Regions from separate parts of the Homo sapiens genome. Here region 2 is linked to region 1. Evidence: read pairs that join two places in POLR2A ChIA-PET (ENCODE). Cell type or tissue: IMR-90. All regions are shown on one strand. Links, peaks and the distances in the headings refer to the core of each region. The heading gives the core; the rest is flanking DNA.

Region 1 (5,785 bases), core at 3,286-5,785:
TGTTTGTTTGGTTTGTTTTTTTAAGAAATAGGGTCTCACTCTGTCACCCAGGCTAGAGGCTAGAGTGCAGTGGTGAGATCACTGCAGCCTCAAACTATTGGGCTCTAACAATCCTCCCACATCACTGGGATTACAGGCGTCACCTACTGTGCCTGGGTTCTTAAGTCTTCTAACCAATATAAATTTTTAAATTTTATTTATTTATTTATTTATTATTTTTTGAGACAGTCTTGCTCTGTCACCCAGGCTGGAGTGCAGTGGTGCAAGCTCGGCTCACGGCAACCTCCACCTCCCAGGTTCAAGTGATTCTCCTGATTCAGCCTCCCGAGTAGCTGGAACTACAGGCACCATGCCTGGCTAATTTTTGTATTTTTAGTAGAGACAGGGTTTCACCACATTGGCCAGGTTGGTCTCAAACTCCTGACCTCAATTGATCCATCTGTCTCAGCCTCCCAAAGTGCTGGGATTACAGGTGTGAGCCACCGTGCCTGCCCACCAATGTAATATTTTTTTTTTTTTTTTTTGAGACAGAGTCTCACTCTGTCTCCTAGGCTGGATGCAGTGTCTCGATCTCAGCTCACTGCAAAATCTGCCTCCTGGGTTTAAGCGATTCTGCCTCAGCCTCCCGAGTAGCTGGGATTACAGGCACACACCACCATGCCCAGCTAATTTTTGTATTTTTAGTAGAGACGGGGTTTTGCCATGTTGGCCAGGCAAGTCTCGAAATCCTGACCTCAAGTGATCCGCCTGCCTCGGCCTCCCAGAGTGCTGTTCTGCAGGCGTGAGCCATTATGTCCGGCCTATAATTTTAAATTAGGATGAATGTCTTCTAATTGTTGATTTTAGGAGAGCTCTTTATGTATTTGAGATGTGAATTCTTTGTTGGATAGTTACCATACTTTCTCCCACTCTGTGGGTTGCCTTCTAACTCTGTCTAAAGATGTCTTCTTTTTCTACAGACAGAAATTTATAATTTAAATTGGCACATTTAAAATTTTTAAAAATATTTAGAACTTTTTCTATTATCTTTAAGATACTTTTTGTCTACTTGCTAAACTTTTTTTTTTTTTTGAGACAGAGTCTCACTCTGTCGCCCAGGCTGGAGTGCAGTGGCTTGATCTCAGCTCACTGTAACCTCTGCCTCCTGGGTTCAAGCAATTCTCTGCCTCAGCCTCCAGAGTAGCTGGGACTACAAGCACGTGCCACCACGCCTGGCTAATTTTTGTATTTTTTAGTAGAGATGGGGTTTCACCATATTGGTCAGACTGGTCTAGAACTCCTGACCTCGTGATCCGCCCACCTTGGCCTCCCAAAGTGCTGGGATTACAGGCGTGAGTCACCGTGCCCGGCCTGCTAAAAAAATTTTTTTTTTTAACAGAAAAGCCAAAAACATTGGCTTCTTTGTAATATGCAACTGTCCTGAAGCAAACACAACCCTTTGCTTGCGATCATTATACTAAGTATGAATATCATGTTCCACAGTCAAAGAACAACCAGAAAACACTTTGACCCAAATATAAGCTAAAAATAAGGGAAATCTTGTCTTATATATTTTTTTAAAAAAAACCTGGCCAGGCGCAGTGGCTCATGCCTGTAATCTCAGCACTTTGGGAGGCCAAGGTGGGGTAGATTACCTGAGGTGAGGAGTTCGAGACCAGCCTGGCTAACATGGTGAAACCCCATCTCTACTAAAAATACAAAATTAGCCGGACTTGGTGGCACATGCCTGTAATCCCAGATACTCCGGAGGCCTAGGTGGGAGAATCGCTTGAAACTGGGAGATGGGAGGTTGCAGTGGGCCAAGATCGTGCCATTGCCCTCCAGCCTGGGAGACAAGAGCAAAATTCCGTATCAAAAAAAAAAAAAAAAAAAACCCACGAGTATTTCTCTCGTAAGTTAACTTTCTACCAGATGTTTATTACTTACTTTTGCAATACTAATGTCTGAAGATATGCACTTTTGTGCATATGATATCAATGTGAAAAAATTGCTGTTTTTTTTCCCACTATGAATAGGCTAATACAAACTTTGTAACCTTGCAGGTAATTTTCCTTTAAACATATATTGTATTTTTTAATTGACTAGAGAGTTGCTCTGAAGTACGATATCCCTGTGACATCTCTTCAAGAAACACTTTTTCTTTCTAAATGTCTTTACATTCTTCTTTCCATAACTGATTTTAAATAAATTTATGTGCTCACGGCTGATTCCTTAACCCTATCCTCCCCTGGATTAACTTTTCCTCTGGTTGAAGTTATATCTGTTAACTCTTATTTTAGGGAATGTGTATGGGTGGGAAAGATTTTTAGTTTTTTATATGTCAGAAAGTTTATTTATTTATTTATTTAAAGATGGTCACTCACTGTCACCCAGGCTTCATAGAATATAGTGAATAGTTAGCTGCAACCTTGAACTCCAGGTATAACCAATCCTCTGCCTTAGCCTCTCAATTAGCTGGGACTACAGGTATGTCCCACCATATTCAGCTAATTTTTTTTTTAATTTTTATTTTTGTAGAGACAGGGTCTCACTTTGCTGCCCAGGCTACAACATTTATTTTGTCCTTATTCTTGAGTAATACTTTAGCTGGTTATGTGATTCAAGATTGATTATCCTTTTTACCCCCAGCACCAATGTCTATTGTTTCTGATGAGATATATAATTACTGTCCTTAAGTTACTATCCTTTCTCTTGGTATCTTTGAATACTTTCTCTTTAATGTGTTGTAGTTTCACTAAACTATGTATGCTGAGCATAGTGGCTTATGCCTGTAATCCTAGGATTTTGGGAGGCCAAGGCAAGAGGATCACTTGAGGCCAGGAGTCTGAGAGCAGCCTGGACAACATGGTAATACCTTGTTTCTACAAAAATAAAAATAAAAAATACATTAGCTGGGCATGGTGGTGCATACCTGTAGTCCAAGCTACTTGGGAGGCTGAGGTGGAAGGATCACTTGAGCTCAAGAGGTTGAGGCTACAGTGATCCATGACTCTGCCACTGCACTCCAGCCTGGGCGACAGAGTGAGACCTCATCTCAAAAACAAAACAAAGCAAAAACCTATGTCGTGTTGTGGATTTAGCATATTTAGCTTTTTTATCCTGCACAGCATTCAGTGTACATGCTTTTCCAAAGACTTCTGTTTTTCTCCATTCTGGAGATTTTTCAGCTATAACCTATTCAGATATTACTTATTTATATTCCTTCATTCTTTTTATCACAAACTTCTATGTGACATATGGTAGAGTCCTTTGATCTCTCCTCTACATTTCTTATCCATGCTTCATAATTTTTACCTCTTAGTCTTTCTGGGTTAATTTTTCAACTGTCTTTCAGTTCATTCTCACTGACTCTAGCCAGTTAAGAGTTATCCTACTTGCAGAAATTGTGTTGAAATTATTATATTTAATCCAATATGGAATCTGTAATTAATTCAATTTCATAACCTAATTTTGGTTCATTTGTTCCTATTTTTGTTTTAAAGTTCCTTGCTCTTTTTAACCAGGCATGGTGGCCCACACCTGTAATTCCAGTGCTTTGGGAGGCCCAGGCGGGAGAATGTCTTGAGACCAAGAGCTCAAGACCAGCCTGGGCAACATAGCAAGATCCCATTTCTTAAAAAAAAAAAAAAATTAGCATGGTGGCAGGCACCTGTAGTCCTAGCTACTTGTGGCACAGGAAGATGGCTTAAGCCTAGGAGTTCAAAGCCACTGAACTCCAGCCTTTGCAACAGTGAGAACTTATCTCAAAAAAAAAAAAAAAATGGCAGGGTGAGGTGGCTCACTCCTGCAATCCCAGCACTTTGGGAGGCTGAGGCTGGTGGATTGCTTGAGCCCAGGAGTTCAGGGCCAGCCTGGACAACATGGTGAAACCCGGTCTCTACTAAAAACACAAAAATTGGTAGGGCATGGTGGCTCACACCTGTAATCCTAGCACTTTGGGAGGCCAAGGCAGGCAGATCACTTGAGGTTAGAAGTTCAAGGCCAGCCTGGCCAACATGGCGAAACCCTGTCTCTACTAAAAATACAAAAAATTAGCCAGGCATGTTGATGAGTGTCTGTAATCCCAGCTGCTCAGGAGGCTAAGGCAGGAGAATCTCTTGAATCCGATAAGAGGAGATTGCAGTGAGCTGAGATCACGCCACTGCACTCCAGCCTGGGCAGCAGAGCGACACTTGGTCTCAAAAAAAAAAAAAGTCTTTTAAAATAAATTTGTTTTTTCAAACATCTTCAAAATACCCATTCTAAAGCCTCTGTCACACTATTCTATAAAACTAATTTTATCAAGACTAAATAAATGTTCCACTTCATGATTTTGTTAGGTGTTGCTACTAGCTAGGATGCTTTCAGTTTCAAGCAACATAAAACCTTGTCTCAATCGACTTAAACCAGAAGGAAAATTTATTATCTTACGTATCATGTTCCCAAGTAGGAAATCTCTAGAATAAATTAATTCACTTGCTCAATAACATTATCAGAATTTGCTCTTTTTCTTTTGTGTTTCTGCCATACTAAACATGCCAGATTTGGCCATGGCAAGCTCTCCTTATGGTTACAAAATGACTAAGCAGTTCCAGATGTCCCATGCAGACCAAGTAATATCCACCAGAACAAGAGAAGCCACTTCCTACTGGCATTTTTTTAATCAGTGAAAAAAAAATTTCTCCAAAGTTCCTCAGAAGATACATAATAAGTAAATATTGGATCAAATATATTCTTTAATAAATCACTAAAAAGGATTCAGATAAGCACGTTTGGTTTAGCTAAATGCACAGCTATATAGAGAAGAGTGGATTACCCAAACAAAAATCAATTCTGTTAGAAAGCGAGAAGGGAGAGCTAAACAACAAAATCTGTTTGCCTTGGCTATCTTTGCATTAGATTCCTTCATTTTGATTTGCACGGTCATATTACTAGAAAAGTGTTATGTTTAAGGCTTGTCACTTTTATTCTCTTACTCCCACTCTGTTTTCACCCCTCCCCACCTAAAGGTTTTAAATTGCTTCAGTCTGCCCCATCTACAAGCTCCGAGTCAGTTATCATGATACAATTATGTGTAACATTTTATAATAATTATATTAAAATTATTGAAACCAGTAAACTAACACTGATATAATAGTATTAACTAAACTGTAGACCCTATTCAAATTTCACCACTTTTTCCAGTATTGTTCTTTTTCAGTTAAAGGAACTTATGTAGGATCCCACCTTACAAGTAATTATTAATTCTTTTTAGTCTCCTCCAATTTGAGTTTATCGGGCTTTCCTTGTATTTCATAACTTTGACACATTTCAAGAGTACTGGCAAGTTATTTCATAGGATAAACTTCATTCACATTTGTCTGACATTTTCTCATGATTAGAATGAGGTTAATGCATTTTTGGCAATAATACTACAGAAACAATGTTGTGTCTTTCTAATTACATCATATCAAGATATTTTGATTATTGAGACATCTGATTACCTGTGATATTAACCTTGACCACGTGATTAAGGTGGTGTCTGCTGGGTTTCTCCACTATAAAGGTACTATATTTCCCTGTGTAAGTAAGAAATACAAAATACAATTTTAGATGATGCAAAGATCCTATTTCATTCTGAATTTTCACCCACTAATTTTAGCACACTTCAGAAGACGCTAAATTATTGCTGTGTGTCTACAAAATTATTACTAGGGTATTTGCCTAAAGACAACTTTTCTTCTATGTTTATTAGTTGTAATACTTCTATAAGGAAGATTTATTCATTCTCTCCCATTTGATTGTAATTTTCTATCACTATGGACTT
Region 2 (6,153 bases), core at 606-3,105, 460 kb before region 1:
GCACTCCTGTGAGGTGGACAAATGTCATTTCCTATTTTCTAGGGTTTAGAGTCTAGATAGACATAATCCCTTCTAGAAGAACCCTCCAAAGGACTCCAAGCAGGATGGGCCATGGGGACCTGTAACTGTCCAAATCCCACTGCTCTCTACAGTGTGGGCGGCAGTCCCCTCTTGCTTAGTGTGCCCATAACCACTGAGCCCTGCTACCTCTTCATAGTGGCCTCTGTTAAAAGCAAATGTTGCCTGGAAAGAAGTATGCTAGATTAGTCCTCCTAGTCAGCTAGCTGATGGAGACTCTCACCTGAAGAATTGGGAATCAGGATAGGTTATTTTTCAAGTTGACGGGGAGGTGTGTGTTATGTGGCATAAGGACTTCTCCAAATAGGAGTGGAGGGGCAGAGGGAACTCAGATAGCAGGAAGCATAGCAGAACACGGGGCATCTGCAACAAGAATAAACCTCTCAAGAAAAGAGATGGCACTGAATGGGAACTGAGAAGTTCCCTGTTCACCAGCCTCACACTTTGTCCTTAGGTCAACACGTTGCACTCCCATGCAGCAGAGGGACTTTTTCATAGAATAAAAAAAGAATCCAAGATTAGGTGCTAGATCCAGCACCCCACTTTCACCACAATACGATATTCTACTCTCCCTACAACATTTTAAAAGAGTATTTTAGTCTCTTGAGCATTTCCTTTGTGGGGTCCAAAATGTGCCTGCACTCTTACAGAACTTGTAACTCTAACAGCTATCAGTTATTGACTGCTTTCAACACAAGCACCATTCTAAGGGCTTTACACACATTCAGTCATTTAATCTCCACAATAGTCCTAAGAGGGCAGTGCTGTTACAATTCCCATTTCACAGATGAGGACACTAAGGCACTGAGAGATTTAGTAGCTAGCCCAAGATTACTTATCTCTAATCTGGGCCCAAGAAGTGGAGTTCCAAGGTCACTTCTCTAAACTACCTTCTAAGGAGACACAAAACGAAAACAACTGCTGCCTCACAGAAGTTTCAATACTAAAATAGGTAGCACATATCTATTAAGTACTCATTCAACTTATCATTTTTATTTTATTTCATTTTTGAGACAGAGTCTCGCCCTGTTGCCCAGGCTGGAGTGCAGTGGCACAATCTCGGCTCACTGCAACCTTCACCTCCCGGGTTCAAGCGATTCTCGTGCCTCAGCCTCCTGAATAGCTGGGATTACAGGTGTGTGCCACAATGCTCAGCAACCATTCAACTTATAATTTTTAAATTTATAATTCATTGCAATGTACTTGTCTTTAAAATGTCTTGCCTTGGTTTTCTGCTTTTTCTATTTTCTAAGTTTTGCTTGTGATGGGCTCAGTACAGGCCTCCTGGGGAAAAACTTGTGCCAGAGAGGAAAGATAAAGGTTTCTTCCATAACTCACCCATGACAGGAAGCTTCCCCACAGCTGCAGGTGGGATTTGAGAAGGGATTTATGGGGGAAGGAAAAGGGAGGGAGACGGAATTGGGAGGTTTGCTGGGACAGAGAGACAAACACCAAAACGTTAGGTAGATAATGGTATTTGTGAACACACTGAGGTAGCACCCTTGCAGCTCTCTTTTCCACATCCTTCTTATTACCCCCACCCCATCCCCACTGCCATCCCCCACCCCAGCACCCACCACCATCACTGAATCTTGCCTCCTACTTCAGGGAGAACATAGAGGCCATCAAGTAAGCACTTCCTGCCTCTTGGACCATTATGTGCATCTCTTTCCACCTTTGCCTCCTTCCTCTTACCTTGAAAGGGTTGTCCCTCCTTCAGGGTGAGTCCTCCAGCCTGTGCTCTAAACCCTCCCTCTTCCATCCACCATCACCCTTTACTCCTGCACTTCCATCTGCTCCTTCCTCTCACATATGTTTATGCTGAAATACCTCTTCCTGAAAAATAAAATTTACCTCAACTGTGGCTCCTTATAGCAGTTTTCTCTTCTTCCTTCTCAAATAGTGGCCTGAGTTTATTCTTTCCTTTCCTCACCTCTGTTCCTTCCCCATAGAACACACCCTGGCCTCTACCTTTGCCACCATTGAAATTACCTCTGTTAAGATCACCAAGAACTTCTTAACAGCTAACTCCAGAAGTCCTTTTTATCTGGGCTACCTGCAACGTATGACTTTGCTCACCACCTCCTCCTTACAACCTCTCCTCTCTTGGTTTCTGGGCCGTGGTACTTTCCTGCTTCTCCTATCTCAATCTATCTTCTGAGGAAATTGTCTCCATTTCTTGATGTTTCCTAAGGTTCTATCTCCAACTCTCTTCTCATTGCAATCTACACATTTTCTCTGGGCAATCTCAACTGTGCTCCCTATTTCAGATACTGCCTTCACCATTTGTCTCCACCCATTGCACTGCCTCTTGTTAAAGCTCTGTTCTCACCAACCCCACTCTTATACTTTCTACTCACTTTTTTTTTTGAGATGGAGTCTCGCTCCGTTGCCCAGGCTGGAGTGCAGTGGCATGATCTCAGCTCACTGCAACCTCCACTTCCCGGGTTCAAGCCACTGTCTTGGTTCAGCCTCCCGAGTAGCTGGGATTACAGGTGCCCACGACCACACCTGGCTAATTTTTGTATTTTGAGTAGAGATGGGGTTTCACCATGTTGGCCAGGCTGGTCTTGAACTCCTGACCTCGTGATCCACCCGCCTTGGCCTCCCAAAGTGCTGGGATTACAGGAGCGAGCCACCACACCCGGCTCTACTCATTCTTGAAACCACTCTAATTAGTCTGTCATCCCTACCACGCCATCTAAACTGCACTTGTCAAGGTCCCAGCAGCAACCTCCACGTTCCAGTGGTCAGTTCTTAGAATCTTTCTTTACTCAATCTCTTAGCAAGATAAGAAATGATTGGTTACTCCTGGCTGGGCGCGGTGGCTCATGCCTGTACTCCTAGCACTTTGGCAGGCCGAGGCAGGTGGATCACGAGGTCAGGAGTTCAAGATCAGCCTGGCCAAGATGGTAAAACCCCATCTCTACTAAAAATACAAAAAATTAACCTGGTGCAGTGGCAGGCACCTGTAATCCAGCTACTTGGGAGGCTGAGGCAGGAGAATCGCTTGAACTCGGAGGGTAGAGGTTGCAGTGAGCTGAGATCGCACCACTGCACTCCAGCCTGGGTGACAGAGTGAGATTCCGCCTCAAAAAAAAAAAAGAAATGATTGGTTACTCCTTCTGTTTTGAAACTACTTTTTTTTTTTGACTCGTGAAACACCACAGTCTCCACAGAAAGAGCTAGTTTTTATCAATGAGTAAAAGAATACCAGGAGACTTGGTATTCTTTTATTCATTAATAGAAATTAGTTCCCTCTCATCTATTCAAATGCTACCCATGGGCATGACCAAAAGTCTCAGTCCTAAGTCTTCTTCTCTATCCACATTTACTGTCTGGAGACTTCATCCAGTCCTGTGGACAGGTGTTCCCATCCTGTCCTCCAGTGACCTCACCTGGTTCTGTGTCTGAATACTGTTTCTGAATTAATGATTTCCAAATTGATAACTCTAGTCCTAGCTTTTCAATTTTGGTGTCTCATAGTCATTTTCAATTAATATTCAAGCCAAAATATTTGATTTCCACTACCAAGCCCCAGTCCTGCCCTCACCCACCTCATTAAATCACACCACTGGTCACCTAGTTCTTAGGCCAAAACTTGGGAGTCATCCTAGATTTCTCTCTTTCTAACACTCACAGTAATTCCATTGGCAATCCTGTTGGTTGCACCTTCTAAAGATATTTGGCATTCAATGATTTCTCACCACACCACTGTTTTCATCACCTTCTGAGTCTAAGCCACCATCATCTTCTGCCCAGATTAAGGTACTAGCTTCCTGACTGATCTACCTTCTTCCACTCTTGCGACCCCCAAAGACACCACAAGGCAGCTGTGAGAGTTAAAAGAATAAGTCACCTCATTTCTGTTCCTGCTCAGAGCCCCCTTATGGCTTCTTACGACACTTAGAATGAAATGAAAATTTCTCATGCTAATCAACTATATAGACTCTGTGTCATCCGGTCCCTGCCCACTTCTCCAAGATTATCTTCTACCACTATCCTCTTACTCCACTCTGGCCACATTAGCCTTCTTGCTCTTCCTTAAACACCCTCAGCTTATTTTTCTCTTTGCATTTGCTGTTCCCTTTGCTTAGAATGTTTTCCCATGTCCTCAAAACTTGGCAGGGCTCACTCCCTAATTCTGTTTAAATGTCACCTCCTCAGAGAGGGATTCCCATGGACACTCTTTCTAAAACAGCTGTTTTAACCATCACCCTTTATCTCTTTATTCGGCTCCGCTTGTTTGTTTGGTAGCACTTATCACTCTCCAGATCATTCTTTTAAATTGTTTACTTATTTCTGATTTATCCCATTAGATCGTAAGTTTTATGTAAGCAGGGATCTTGTCTTACTGTTGTTTCCTCAGTGTCTGGACCATTATAAGTACTCAATTAATGTTAATTAATAGGTAAATATATTCTGACAAGTCCAAAATCTGATTTTAGCCCTCCTTGCAGATATCAAGGTTCGTATTTTTCACCACCTTTGACTCATATGTTCCCAAAGAAATTCAAACTCAGTATTTCGAAAACTGAGTTTTCCCACGCTCTCCCCTAAGCTGCTCCCATTCTCTCTCCTAAGCTGCTCTTTCCCACTCATTCCCAAGCTTACTTAGCAGCGCTATCATGCACCTAGGTACCTGAGAAAGATATGGATGTTCTAAATTTCACCCTCTTCCTTACTCCCAGTTTATCTCCAAATGCCATCATTTCTACTTGTATCAGATCATGTTCTAAGTTGCAGAAAACAAAAGTCATTCTAGCTAACTTAAGAAAAAAAAAGAAATGTATTAATTTATTAGGTAGCATGTAGAATCTTCAGGAAAGTCCAAGGGCCTGACTTGGATACTTTCCAGAGAGGAACAATGCCGAAGTCACCCTGCCAGGCTATCCAGCAGAAATCCTGCTGCTGCCACAGACTGCATGCCAACTCTGGGGTGAAAAGTGACTGCTAAGACTATTGTGCCTCAAAACTCACACTCACAAGGATGGTAGTGTCTCACTACCATCCTTGTTCAGAATGAATTCCATGCAATATCTTCTTCACATCCTTCTCTTCCAAATCAAAGTCCTGATGGTGTCTGATGGGCAGAGCTCAGGTCACACACTTGCACCCTCCTGCCAGGGGTGAGAAAATGAGTTTCTCACTTCTTCCTTGAGGAGGACGGACTGTAATTGGGAAATTCCCTAATGATAGAAAGGGTGTTCAAGAAATACCCAGCAGTTACAAAGCATCACAGATGTCAACTGACACTATCTTCTATTTACCAAGTCCACCCATGCCCCCACCACTGACTCAGTTCTAGTCTTTATAGTTTGTCATCTTGACTAATGTGGTGACCACCTCCTATCTGGTTCCTCTGCCTCTTTTCTCCCCTCCACACCAATGCTAGAGCAGTATGTCCAAAAGCAAATCTTACCATGTCACTCCCTTCCTTACCACACATTATTGTAAAACAAAAGTCCCTTAAAAGCTCTTCATTGCCAATAGATGAAGTCAAACTTACTCAAATTGGCATATAAAGCTTCTTACAATGTGACCCTGGCCCATCTTTCCAGGATCCTCTCCTCTCTCACGATCCTGTGCTTCTGCTGCACCAAATTATTTGCCCTCTGCAAGTGTTGCCCACACTCTCTGGCTTCTGTTCCCTTGTTCATACTCCTTCCTGCTCCTTGGAATGGCCCTTTCCTCAACAAACTCTTACTCAGCCTTCAAAACTCATCTCAAGCATCACCTCTTCTCTGCATCTACCCTAATCCTTCACTCAAGATGTGAAACCTCCAACTAGGTTGACACTTCTCTCTGTATGTATTCTATTTTTAAAATAATGGTTAGCTTCCACATCTGTCTTCAGTACAGGAAGGAACTAGACTGTAAGCTCTGTGGAGGCAAAAACCATTGCCTTGTTTTTTTGATGGTTTGTTTGTTTTTTATTTTGTTTTGAGATGGAGTCTCACTCTGTCACCCAGCCTGGAGTGCAGTGGCATGATCTCAGCTCACTGCAACCTCCACCTCCCGGGTTCAAGAGATTCTCCTGCCTCAGCCTCCTGAGTAGCTGGGATTACAGGCGTG

The links. Peaks named below come from ENCODE experiments on the same cell type or tissue, not always from the same donor. Only the 100,000 strongest peaks of a DNase experiment are listed, where the experiment ranks them.
Region 2: POLR2A ChIA-PET joins it to region 1 with 6 read pairs; 2 of 35 experiments call an interaction of 5 or more read pairs at or near these places.

What each region holds. Positions count from the first base shown.
Region 1 is chr5:65,502,605-65,508,389 of GRCh38, forward strand. It overlaps a transcript of CENPK not described here. Among named protein-coding and RNA genes, the nearest start is that of ADAMTS6, 24 kb to the left of the region's middle. In IMR-90, for the core only: no CTCF peak of the experiment used is centred there; a DNase peak (open chromatin) is centred at 4,557.
Region 2 is chr5:65,043,184-65,049,336 of GRCh38, forward strand. No RefSeq gene overlaps it. Among named protein-coding and RNA genes, the nearest start is that of CWC27, 280 kb to the left of the region's middle. RefSeq lists enhancers at 380-519, 1,000-1,109. In IMR-90, for the core only: no CTCF peak of the experiment used is centred there; no DNase peak of the experiment used is centred there.